3 separate regions of the Homo sapiens genome follow, and regions 1 and 2 are each linked to region 3. The links are chromatin contacts, found by Hi-C or POLR2A ChIA-PET in ENCODE. All regions are on one chromosome and are shown on one strand. Each heading gives the region's core, a stretch centred on a gene start or an enhancer-like site at or near the end of the contact. The rest is flanking DNA. Distances are from core to core; before and after follow the strand shown.

Region 1 (4,144 bases), core at 564-3,063, 210 kb before region 3:
TGGGTGTCAGATTGATACCAATGCCAAGCTCTTCAACAGTTATACTTGCTTTAAGATACTTAGCAATTCACTAACTTCTCTGAAATTTAGCGTTTCTACATCTAAAGTAGAAATATTACTACCATGAGAATGTTAAATGTAGCTTTTCCATGAGGACACAGCTTCTCCATTGGTGGCTGGAATTTTGTTTTTCCTGTCAAACCAGTGGTACCACAGCATCTGGACTAGGGCTGTAACTGAGAACCACCATTTTTCTAAGAGACAGCTTATTTATTTCTCTCTCTTTTCTCATTCCCTTAGTTCCCCACTTCCTATGTAGCCCTTTAAAAATGCAAATATAGACTTTTACCTCCCCTTCACCAGACACTTCCTACAGGGAAAGTTCATCTAACTGTGTGCTCCAAGCCAGAACTCTCCTCCAGAATTAACAGTCAATTTACAAACTAAAGCATGCTGGCCTCTGAACTCTCACTCACCAGGAGGTTGCCTGAAGAGACAACAGTTGAAAGCGTGCCTGCTACTCTCTCCCTTCTGGTTACAACTTATTTCTGCCCATGAAAAAGCCAGCTCAACTGCCTAATAGATAAGGCACCAAGCCAGCACACAGACCCCTTCCCTCTTCCTCCCCTACCTTTTAAAAGTGCCTGCTTTCTGCTCTAAAAGCCAAGCCGTGCACTTAAAGACAACACCTGTGCTACTTCCCCTACGCTAGCTCTAGAATAAATCACTTTCTTTATACCAGATCTCCCTCTTGTTAACTGGACGTTGCAAACGGGAAGCCACTGATCTACTTTTCAGTTACAGGGGCTGATGCTTTCCTGGCTTCTCATTGCCCCTCCCAACCCATTCTACCTGGCTCATTCTTTAAACCAGTGGTCCCCAACCGTTTTAGCACCATGGACCGGTTTTGTGGAAGACAATTTTTCCACGGACTGGGGAATGGTTTCGGGATGAAACTGTTCCACCTCAGCCATTAGATTCTCATAAGGAGCGCCTGACCTAGATCCTTCGCACGCACAGTTCACAATAGGATCCGCGCTCCTATGAGAATGTAATGCTGGGCTGATCTCACAGGAGGTGGAGCTCAGGCCATAATGCTCCCTCACCTGCCGCTCACTTCCTGCTGTGCCGCCCGGTTCCTAACAGTCAGTGGACCGGTACAGGTCTGTGGCCCTGGAGTTGGATATCCTTGCTTTAAACCCTGAGCCTCCTTTCAGCCATCTGACGGCTCAACAGTCACTCTATCTAGCTCCTTGAATATTGTATCTCCTCGCTTGTTCCCTGTCCAAGAACACTCCTGTCAATCATGGGAGACATTTAGACTTCATAAATTCTTTCTATTCAATATTTTCGCTCGAGGACTCTGGGAAGGACAACTGTCAGGGTAACAGTCTGCATTCCCCACCAGGAACCTGGGGCTATGAAATTCGTTCCCCGTGGGTGTTGCGGGAAGTGTAATCGAGGAGCACCATGTAGTCGCAACACTTGAGCCTAAAGGGTGAGGTGATGGACATTTTCCTTTTGCATCTGAGGCTCTGCAGTCCAGACACCTTGCGGGATTCCTGATACTTCAGCTCAGGTAGGCGTTTCCGGAGAATTCTGGGAAGAGTAGTCCATTTTACGGGAAGTGTAGTCCACTGGCTCGTGGAACACTGGGTATTTTGGCTCTGGCAGGTGAACCGTTGAATTCTGGGAACGATAGTCCAGACACTCTGCGGAGTCCCGGGCCCTTTGGCTCAGGGGGGCGGGTCCGGGGAATTCTGGGGAGTGGAGTCCAGACACTCTGGCGCAGAGAGGACACTTCCGGTCTCCTAGTCTGAGGTTCCTGCTTTAATGACCGGGGTAGTTTGAGCCATTTCTGCGTCTTGCAGGACATTTTGAACGAACCCCCTTTGCTTGAGGCTCGCAACCACCCGATGATCGATGATCGTCTCAGGGGAAAAGAAGCCTTGGCGAAGAGCAGAGGTTTAGAGGTGCGAGGGCGGGGAGGGTGTTTATTGTTCCCGTCAGCGGAGCCTTCTGGCGTCGGGGGGCTTTGCTCGCCTCCCGGGGGGTGGGATTGGGGTGGCCTTGTGTGCCCTGCTCTGAGGGTTTCCAGGACTTTGACCTCGCTCAGTCCGCCTCCCTACGTATGCAGTGTGTACACTCTTTCTCGCAGTGTGATGTGGAATGTTAATGTCTCTGTACTTCCCATTGCTGTTCTTTAAAATGGTGCTTATAGGGTCATCCTAATAGAATTGTTTTGCGAATTGAAAGAGATAATACAAATGAAAGCCTTAAAGTTGTCCCTGTCACTTGGTGAGTGGTCTCTTGTTGCCTGATATTTTAAAACGTTTGATATCATTTCAAAGCTATAGAAAAATTGCAAAAACAGTATAAGAAATTCTCATATACCCTTTACCCAAATTTGCCAAGTGTTTACATTTTTCCTGTTTGCTTTGTTGATGACCATCAACCAAATACCACCAGGAACATACCTGTAACCAGAGACAGCTGATTGGTAGCTTTCTGCAGCAAGGAAGCCCACATACCACGGTAATTGTGGGGTGTCTTGGTAAGAGGCATTTAGGAAGGGCTGGTTATAGGGTTTCACATAACATGGTAGATAATATTGGATATTATGTTAAATAATACTGTTACCGATTACATGTCAGATAGATGTGTTAAAAGAATACTAGTATTTGTAGTGTACTTACTAGATAGTGTTGGATAGCATATTACCTAGCATCATGTTATCTAATCTGCAGTTCCATATACGAATTTGTTAAATTTTTCATTTAAAGTCCTTATGACTGTCCTCTGCCCCACCCTTCACCTATTCAAAGTCCAGTTTATGCGTTGTCTTTAGCTGTCACATTTCCATAGTTGTTCATTTGGAGTTTGATATTGAAGGGGGCCTGCCTCTCCACACCTGTGGGTGTTTCTCACAAGGTGGAAATGAGAAACTGAGAAAAGAAATAAGACACAGACACAAAGTATAGAGGAAGAAAAGTGGGCCCAGGGGACCGGCGCTCAGCAAATGAGGACCTGTACCGGCACTGGTCTCTGAGTTCCCTCAGTATTTATTGATCACTATCTCTACTATCTTGGTGAGGGGGATGTGGAAGGACTATAGGGTAATGGTGGGGAGAGGGTCAGCCGGAAAACATGTGAGCAAAGGACTCTGTCATAAATAAGTTTAAGGAAAGGAGTTGTGCCTGGATGTGCACATAGGCCAGATTTATGTGTGACTTTACACAAACATCTCAGTGCAGTAAAGACCAGTATTGCCGCCAGTATGTCTCACCTCCAGCCATAAGGCGGTTTTCTCCTATCTCAGTAAATAGAATGTACGATTGGGTTTTATACCGAGACATTCCATTCCCAGGGATGAGCAGGAGACAGATGCCTTCCTCTTACCTCAACTGCAAAGAGGCCTTCCTCTTTCACTAATCCTCCTCAGCACAGACCCCTTATGGGTGTCGGGCTGGGGGACGGTCAGGTCTTTCCCTTCCCACGAGGCCATCTCTCAGGCTGTCTCAGTGGGTGGAAACCTTGGACAATGCCCAGGCTTTCTTGGGCAGAGGTCCCTGTGGCCTTCCGCAGTGTATGGTGTCCCTGGTTAATCGAGACTGGAGAATGGCAATGACTTTTACCAAGCATACTGCCTGCAAACACATTTTTACCAAAGCACATCCTGCACAGCCCTAAATCCATTAAACCTTGAGTCAATACAACACATGTTTCTGCGAGCACAGGGTTGGGGCTAGGGTTACAGATTAACAGCATCTCAAGGCAGAAGAATTTTTCTTAGTACAGATCAAAATGGAGTTTCTCATGTCTTCCTTTTTCTACGTAGACACAGTAACAGCCTGATCTCTTTTTCTTTCCCCTACAGATATATTTCACATTTAGGTTTAGATTATACATTGTTGGTGGGGATTCCACAGGAGTGTTAAGATGCCCTTTTCTTTTTTTTTTTTTTTGTTTGAGACAGTTTTGCTCTTGTCACCCAGGCTGGGGTACAATGGTGCAATAGGATGCCCTTTTCATTGTAACATAACAAGGTCCAAGTGATGTTCGTTTGTCCCTTCATTGGTGATCTCAGCTTTGTCACTGGCCAAGAAGATGTCTTTCAGATTTTTCCACTCTTATGTTACTTTTT
Region 2 (4,391 bases), core at 772-3,271, 140 kb after region 3:
AGCCAATAATGGGACAGGTTTATTTTGAAGCACACATCCACACACATGCACTCACACATATATGGTTGGGGGTTTGGTTTCCTGAATTTCTGGCTTCAGACACTACCTGCCTGTATCAAGTCAGGGCCGTGGCACGAACCAGACGGCACATTGAAATTTGAGGAGAGTTTAATAAACAGACGGCTTACAATGGTGTTGGCTCGGGGTAAGGAAATCACAATGGATAAGGCTCTATCCTGGGGAGTGACAGGGAGGTGCCATTATAATACCTGGGCCTTAAGAGGTAAGGGGAGGGAGCAGTCCCTGGAGCCTGGAACTAAGAGGACTGTGTGGCCAGGGCCACCCAAACTATGACCTGTTGTTTAGAAGGGCAGCTAATCTGTGACAATCCTGCAGAGAGAGAACTGGGGGACAAGATACTCCAACTCACACTTCTTCCTCTCTCCAAACTTTCCTGTTGAGACTTCCCATTGGCCAAAGACAAGCAAGGCCAGAAGGCAATGGCGGCCTTTCAGGGCAGACAGCAGGGTGGAAAAGGTGGGGAGCCAAAGGCATGGGACACATGGCACCTCAAGACTCTTGTTTTTTCCCTATCTGCCAAAGTCCACACAGCTCTCGCACACAAATGCCTTTCTCATCCCTCACCCTGACAACTACTCTGATCTGAGGAATGCATCAGGAATGAGACCAGATGCCCATATCAACTTCTTCAGGGAATGAAGACCTAGAGGAAAAGTGCAGCTGAATCTGGAACTGCAATTGCCCAGAAACACGATCAGAAATGTAATAAATGCTGCTATTACACCTAAAATAATTAACACTAAATCTCTAACTTTATCAAATATACAGAGAGTGTTCAAACTTCAAATTTGTTGAGTGTAATTTAACAACTTATATTTGCTAATGTGCTTTATAATACTCAAAGTCCCTACTCCCTGGCTCACAGCATGTGAGGTGAGAATGGAGTTAATAATTTGGGGCAGTTCTTTTCTTTTCTTTTTTCTTTGAGACAGAGTCTGGCTCTGTCGCCCAGGCTGGAGTGCAGTGGCGTGATCTCAGCTCACTGCAAGCTCCGCCTCCCGGGTTCACGCCATTCTCCTGCCTCAGCCTCCCGAGTAGCTGGGACTACAGGCGCCTGCCACCGTGCCCGGCTAATTTTTTGTAATTGTTTTTTGTAGTAGAGACGGGGTTTCACCGTGTTAGCCAGGATGGTCTCGATCTCCTGACCTCGTGATCCGCCCACTTTGGCCTCCCAAAGTGCTGGGATTACAGGCGTGAGGCACCGCGCCAGGCCTGGGACAGTTCTTTTCAAAATGTATTCGGTGACATTAAACTCTGGAGTTATTACAGTATTACAGTCTGAGTTGTTTCTTTATTGCCAAAAGCCAGAACCTCTGCCTTGAAGTCATAAATGCCCCAATGGAGTCAGAGCTGCCAAAATCCAGAGTTCAGACCCAAGACAACTCCCCATCCAAGAACCTAGGGGTGCTGAGCCAGAATCGCCCCCACCAAACTGAGCGAGAACAGCCGAAGCCATCCTCTATATCCAGAGACTAGCTGCTTAAGCAAATCCCTCATCCCATTCAGGGACGCACAGTCCAGCCATTACTCCAAAACCCTGAGCCAGCGCCCCTCTGCCCTCATCCAGAGATGCACATCCCAAGACTGACCCTAAGCTTCGACCCGAGGAGGCACAGCGCAAGTCGCTGTCACGAAACGTGAAGATGCACTGTTTTGTCAAACCCAGGGCTGCTCCCCAAACCGAGCCCACGCTCGAGCCCACGCTCTTCCCATCCTATCCCGGGTAGGTCGGGCCGCTGAACTTCCCTAGTCTACCCCACCTACGAGGCCTTATCATTGGTTACCAGTCCCCTCTTCCACTCCTCCTACTTCAGTCCACAGGGACGGGTCACAGCTGCACATCCTACACTCCTACTCCTGGCTACGCCTCCAAGAGGGGCGCGGTACAGACGGGACTCACCCCAGCGTCCCAAACAATGTCGCCCGCAGCGTGCGTCCAGTACCATGGCGCATGCGCAAGGAGGCCTATGGCCTACAATCCCCAGAAAGCCCCGCGCGCAGCAGTGGCCATTCGCAAGGCTACCCTGGTGAAGGTGGCCTTTGACTTCCGTGCATTTGGAAGTCCTTTGACTTCCGTGCATTCGTCTAAAATAACGACAATCATAATAACGATAAAATAATGAAATGTTAAATAAATCACTATCAACGATGAAAAGAAGTTTCAATATTTTACTACTTGGAAATGGGCACTTTACCGTTTTAGTGAAGACTTTTATAAGTTCTTATTTTATAGGCATGTCTTTTAACGTTAAAACCACGAAACTTTTCAATTAACACTCACTTAAATAATTCCCTCCCCGCCCCCCACCATGTTTTATTTCTGTTGATGAAAACTCTGGATAATCTACACTTGCGATATAACATAGCCCTGTAATTTATTTCCTAGTCTCAGAAGAAGCAGAAGGAATTAACAACTATTGTCTGAATCCTTAACAGGGGAATTGCAGGAGTACTGAGAGTGTCCTAAAAGAGACACATTACAACATAACAAGAAAACGCGGGAAGTTTTCAGATTCTTTTTGAAAATTTGCCCTTGTTGAGACTTAGGCTTTATTTTACTTCATGTTATTGCATTTAAGATTTAAGATTTCTATTAAAGAAAAATTTGGGTACCCTAAATGGGGTAAGAAAATTGAATAGGAATTCCATTAGAGGCCCACAGTTTTAGCCTGGAGGAAAGCCCTGATAACGTGTGAGAACAATCTGTCTCCTAGGAAAGGTCACCTGGTCCTGCTGGCAGAGTCTCTGTTTGGAATATCTGGCTGGCATTCCCTTTTCCACGCACCCTCAAGCTGTAGGGGTGGTGAGGCGGTTCCAGTCCTAGACTAGATAGAGAAGTGAAGACCCCCACCTCTACGCAATGGGCAGGAAATGGTTGAATAATATCCAACTATAGCTTGACATCGCAGCTTAGGGCACATAAAGGGACAGTGCAATTGTTTTGGCTTATCTCTGTCTTTTGATGTTTACATGTTTGATGTTCTTATATATTGCTCTAAGTTGAAGGATTACTTGATTTAATTTGACATACTTGAATTTTAAAAAACGAGTTCAGGAACATTTTTATTTTTGACCTAATACAAGGTTAATTTTTGTGACATCTGTGTCTGTTGGAAAACAATGTGTCTTCTCTATCAGATGGATATGCATACATTTATATTTTCCCCAGACTTGCTAACTGTGCTATTTAAATTTCCTACATGCTTATTTGTGCTTACTTAGATTTTTTCATTATGCATCTGTCAACGATTGAAAAGTGCATGTCAAAAAGGTTCCCAGTCTGGGCGTGGTGGCTCAAGCCTGTAATCTCAGTACTTTGGGAGGCCGAGGTGGGCAGATCACGCGGTGAGGAGTTCAAGACCAGCCTGGCCAAGGTGGTGAAACCCCATCGCTACTAAAAATACAAAACTTAGCCAGGCATGGTGGCAAGCACGTGTAGTCCCAGCTACTTGGGAGGCTGAGGCAAGAGAATCACTTGAACCCAGGAGGTGGAGGTTGCAATGAGCCGAGATCATGCCACTGCACTCCAGCCTGGGCGACAGAGCAAGACTCTGTCACCAAAAAAAAAGAAAAAAGAAAAAAGTGAAAGAAAAAAAAGCCTATAATGGTAAATTTGTCATTTTCCTCTCTATAGCATTTGCTTTATTTATTTATTTATTTATTTATTTATTTATTTCCTTTATTTTTTTTTTGAGACTGAGTCTCGCTCTGTTGCCCAGGCTGGAGTGCAGTGGCGCCATCTCAACTCACTGCAAGCTCTGCCTCCCAGGTTCACACCATTCTCCTGCTTCAGCCTCCCGAGTAGCTGGGACTACAGGTGCCCGCCACCAGGCCCAGCTAATTTTTTTGTATTTTTAGTAGAGACAGGGTTTCACCGTGTTAGCCAGGATGGTCTCCATCTCCTGACCTTGTGATCTGCCCACCTCGGCCTCCCAAAGTGCTGGGATTACAGGCGTGAGCCACCATGCCCAGCCTGCTTCATTTTTCAAAAGTCAAGTTACTAGGTATACAAATGGCTTTACTTTTTAAAAGTTGTGTTGTTAGGTATGGAAGTGTTGTATTCCTTATCTGAAATACTTGGGACCAGAAGTGTTTCAGATATTTTATTTTTTTCAGATTTTGCAATATTTGCATATACGTAATGAGATATCTTGAGGATGAGACCCAAGTCTAAATGCAAAATTCATTTGTGTTCCATATAAACCTTATACATGTAGCCTGAAATTAATTTTATAGAATTATTTTGAATAATTTTGTTCACAAGGTTTGTATACAATGTTTGTGTGCATTGAACCATCAGAAGCAAAGAT
Region 3 (4,166 bases), core at 194-2,693:
AAATCACATTGGAAACAAAGCCTCTGCAAGAAGTCCTGATATATGTGCTTTTACAAGGCTGCTAAATATTACTTCATTTTTGATACCACATTGACTTGATCTATTGATGATCATTCTATTGCATTTATCATCTCAAGAGCAAGCTGAGTGGATACAAAAAAAAATTTAAATTGAAATAAGGGAAGAAGCATTTTCAAGATATAATTTAGATGTTGTTTTTTTCCAAATTACAATACAGTTGGCTCTTGAACAACACAGGTTTAAACTGCATGGGTCCACTTATATGTGAATTTTTTTTCAACAAATATATTGCAATTTTTTTTGGAAATTTGCAACAATTTGAAAAAGCTCACAGATAAGCCGTGTAGTCTAGAAATATCAAACAATTAAGAAAAATTTAGGTATATCATGAATGCATAAAATATATGTAGATATTAGTCTATTTTATCATTTACTACCATAAAATATACATGAATCTATTAAAAAAAGGTAAAACTTATAAAAACTTACACACACAAACACAGACTGTACGTTCACAGTCAAGAGAAATGTAAAACAAAGATGCAATATTAAATCAAGCCTGCATAAAGTTAACTGTAGTACATGCTGTGCTACTGTAATAATTTAATAGCTATCTCCTGTCACTGTTGTGGTGAGCTCATGTGTGTAAATATCTGCTTAAAATTCCAAGTAATGCTAATCATCTCAAAGTGAGCAGTTCATCTCTCTAGTAAATTGCGTATTACAGTAAAAAGTGATCTAAAGGTTTCTTATTTTTTATTGTGTTTAGTGCAATACTATAAAACTTGAATACTACCATGGGACCTATGTGAACTGCCACTAGTGATGTTGCAAGTGCTCCCAAGATGCATAGAAAAGTCATGACATTATAAGAAAAAGTTGAATTGCTTGATATGTACTGTAGAATGAGGTCTGAAGCTGCAGCTGCCTGCCATTTCAGAAAGATGGTTTATTTTGTAAACAGATGGTGTAAACTTACAGTATCAATACCGTACAGAACTGTAAATATTTCTCTTCTTCTTGATTTTCTTTTTTTCTTTTTTCTTTTTTTTTTGGAGCTGGAGTCTCACTGTCGCCTAGGCTGGAGTGCAGTGGCACGATATTGGCTCACTGCAACCTCTGCCTCCTGGGTTCAAGCAATTCTCCTGCCTCAGCCTCTGGAGTAGCTGGGATTACAGGCATGTGCCACCACGCCCAGCTAATTTTTGTATTTTTAGTAGAGACGGGGTTTCACCATGTTGGCCAGGCTGGTCTCAAACTGCTGACCTAGTGATCCACCCCCCCTTGGCCTCCCAAAGTGCTGGGATTACAGGCGTGAGCCACTGCACCTGGCCCCTCTTGGTCCCTCTTGGCTGGGCAGGGCGGTAGCCTGTTTCCGCTCGGGCATTCTGGGAAGTGTAGTGCAGAAGCCGTTGCAACCTTGTGTACTTCCGCTGCAGGAGGGCGAAGCAGCCGTCATCTATCCCCTCTGGGAGGTGAGTCAGCGCGGAACCTCTGCATCTACGGCGAGCTTTCCTGGCCTGGGCGTTGGACTCGCAGGTGCCTGCCCTCGCTCTCAGTGAAGGGAAGTCGCAGAGGGCGGGGACGACGGTTTGCTTGCCCTTTGTTTTTAGGGCGGTGCATGGGTCTCCAAGTTGGGAATGGCTCCTGGTCGCACGTTTGGTTTGAAGGTCTCCCGGGCGCTCAAGTTCCCTCGCCTTCCCCACCTTCCACACGCTCTGCTGTCTTCTGGCAATATAATCTTGGTAGTTTCTTAATTTCTCCGTTTCTCCTCTGTAAAGTGAGTTTCATAGTAGTACCTAACTGGTAGGGGTTTCGTGAGATTTACTTAAGATAAATAGATGTAAAAATGCGTAGGACCGATCCTGACACACACTGAAAAGGTGGCTGGTTGTTGCCAATCTGTTATTTCTTCCTGGAGAGGAGAGGCATTCAGTCTCTGAAAGCTTCTGTGAGCCCGCAGTGGGTTCTGAGCTCCAGGTGCAGCGCTACTCGCCCTTCTCTGATCTCTGCACCTCGCGAGGCTGTTCCTGGATTCCTAACGTGGGGGGACGGGGGTGTCAATTTTCTCTCCATCTTTTTTATTTTTCCTTCCCTTTTAAGGCATGAGTGTGTCTCACCTCCATGTGGTGCCTGGGGATGTCCACTGTCATTCATCCTGGACCAGAAACAGAGTTTAGATATCTTCCAACCTCCTTTCCTTCCTCAGCCTTGACTAACCGGAGGGCTGCAGAGAGGAGGGTGTTGACCCCCTGGCTCTTGGTAACATTGTCCCAACGTGAGAGGACTTAATATATGCTATTGCTATTTCTGCTTAGTTGGAGAACAGATTTCCCACACTCATTAGCAATATTATTTTTCCTGCTGGGCAAATGCTCAAATATTTATGGAATAAATGAGAGGTTGGATTAGGCATGTGTTCGTGAATGAGTAATAATAAAATTTGTTAATACGTTGAGTGCCAGGGTCTCTTCTATAGGCTTTATATGCATTAATTAGCTTAATCTTCAGAACAAAGATAATATTGTAATTCCTGTTTTACAGATGACAACACTGATGGGTAAAACATTTATCTTCCCAAAGTAAAACAACAGGAAAGAGCCTGAACTGGGAGTTTGAGCTCAGGCTGAGCTCAGGCAGAGTGGGTTCTTGACCTTTGTGCCACTCTCCTTCAGCCCTGAGAAATGTCAGTCCCATGGGGGTGCAGTGACTCACGCCTGTAATCCCACACTTTGGAAGGCTGAGGCGGGAGGATGGCTTGAGCCCAGGAGTTCAACAGCAGCCTGGGCAACATAGTGAGACTCCATCTCTACAAAAAAATTAAAAATTAGCCACACACCTGTGGTCCCAGCTACTTGGGAGGCTGAGGCAGGAGGATCGCTTGAGCCCAGGAGGCAGAGGTTGCAGTGAGCTGAGATCATCCCACTGCACTCCAGCCTGGGCAAGAGAGTGAGAGTCTGTCTCAAAAAAATTAAAAAGAGGAAAAGAAATGGTTTCACAGTTTAGGCAATGACTGGGGGATGCTCAAGAGTCATAATAAAAAAAATTTTTTTAAGGATTTGCAGGGAAGAACTCTGAGGAGATGACATTTGAGTAAATACCTGACACTGCTATTAAAATAAATAAATAGATAGGGTTTACATTATCCACAGTCTATGGATTGACCCTTTTATGAATGATTTCACTTTTTTTTTTTTTTTTTTTTTGAGACTGAGTCTCCCTCTGTCTCCCAGGCTGGAGTGCAGTGGCACGATCTCAGCTCACTGCAACCTCCCACTCCCAGGTTCAAGTGATTCTCGTGCCTCAGCCTCCCGAGTAGCTGGGATTACAGATGCCCGCCACCATGCCTGGCTAATTTTTGTATTTTTAGGAGAGATGAGGTTTCATCATGTTGGCCAGGCTGGTCTCGAACTCGTGACCTCAAGTGATCTGCCTGCCTTGACCTCCTAAAGTGCTGGGATTACAGGCGTGAGCCACTGCGCCTGGCCTAATGATTTCACTTTTAAGGATGACCTTGATGTTGCTTGAGCAAAGCAAATGAAATTAAAAACGCAGAAGAAATTGACATATAAAGTTCATCCTCTCCTCCTCCCAATTAATTTAATAGCCTGAGAATTTTGTAGCTTAAAGGAATCTTGGAGATCAATTAGTACAATCCTTGTCTGACTGTGTGTCATTCTTTGATTCTGTGTGCATCAAATACTCACTATATTCTAGGTGCTTGGGGTAAAAAGATGAGTAATGTTCATTATCTCACAGGCAAAACAGATGCTTGATTTACTAATTATACCCCAAATGCCCCAGCTACGCTGAAGGCTTCCAAGAGGAGGGATTACAAGAGAAGGACAGGGAAGCTGGTCCTCTCTGGAGGCAGAGTGGCAGGAGCAAAGGCACGAGAGGACTTGACAACCTAGGAATGAACAAAGTCTGGAAATTCAGGCCTCGAAAAGTGGCCCTGGTACATGTAGTGAGCAGAGCTGAGCCAGGCACCCCAAACCCCATTTGTTTTTTTCTACTAAATGTCGTGAAATGTCAAGTCTTGCAAAATCCTGTTACTGAGCAGAGCAGGAGGGTGCAGGTAAATATAGGACCAGAACAAAGGGAATTGGATATTAAAAATTGATCTCTCTCCCTAGCTTTCAGAA

What was found. A loop is a pair of places that touch in the nucleus more often than their neighbours do. ChIA-PET counts read pairs that join two places held with the same protein, here RNA polymerase II (POLR2A). Pooled maps may share reads with other maps.
Region 1: a map with no recorded cell type shows a loop between it and region 3 (5-fold over the local background). The contact joins the promoter of ZNF223 here to the promoter of ZNF233 in region 3. A Hi-C loop is called at or near these places in 1 of 37 single-sample maps with no recorded cell type and 2 of 50 pooled maps. POLR2A ChIA-PET finds 5 or more read pairs at or near these places in 1 of 52 experiments (PC-9).
Region 2: a loop to region 3 is called in a map with no recorded cell type, with 4 times the contacts of the local background. The contact joins the promoter of ZNF285 here to the promoter of ZNF233 in region 3. A Hi-C loop is called at or near these places in 2 of 37 single-sample maps with no recorded cell type and 3 of 50 pooled maps.

Annotation. Positions count from the first base shown.
Region 1 is chr19:44,050,223-44,054,366 of GRCh38, forward strand. It overlaps ZNF223 (zinc finger protein 223), which reads left to right and starts at 1,814. Exons shown (of 5, transcript NM_013361.6): 1 at 1,814-1,973. RefSeq lists enhancers at 1,480-1,981, 1,801-2,040 and a silencer at 1,701-1,760.
Region 2 is chr19:44,399,587-44,403,977 of GRCh38, forward strand. ZNF285 (zinc finger protein 285) reads right to left here and starts at 2,022. Exons shown (of 4, transcript NM_152354.6): 1 at 1,982-2,022. RefSeq lists an enhancer at 1,419-2,175.
Region 3 is chr19:44,258,443-44,262,608 of GRCh38, forward strand. It overlaps ZNF233 (zinc finger protein 233), which reads left to right and starts at 1,444. Exons shown (of 5, transcript NM_001207005.2): 1 at 1,444-1,496.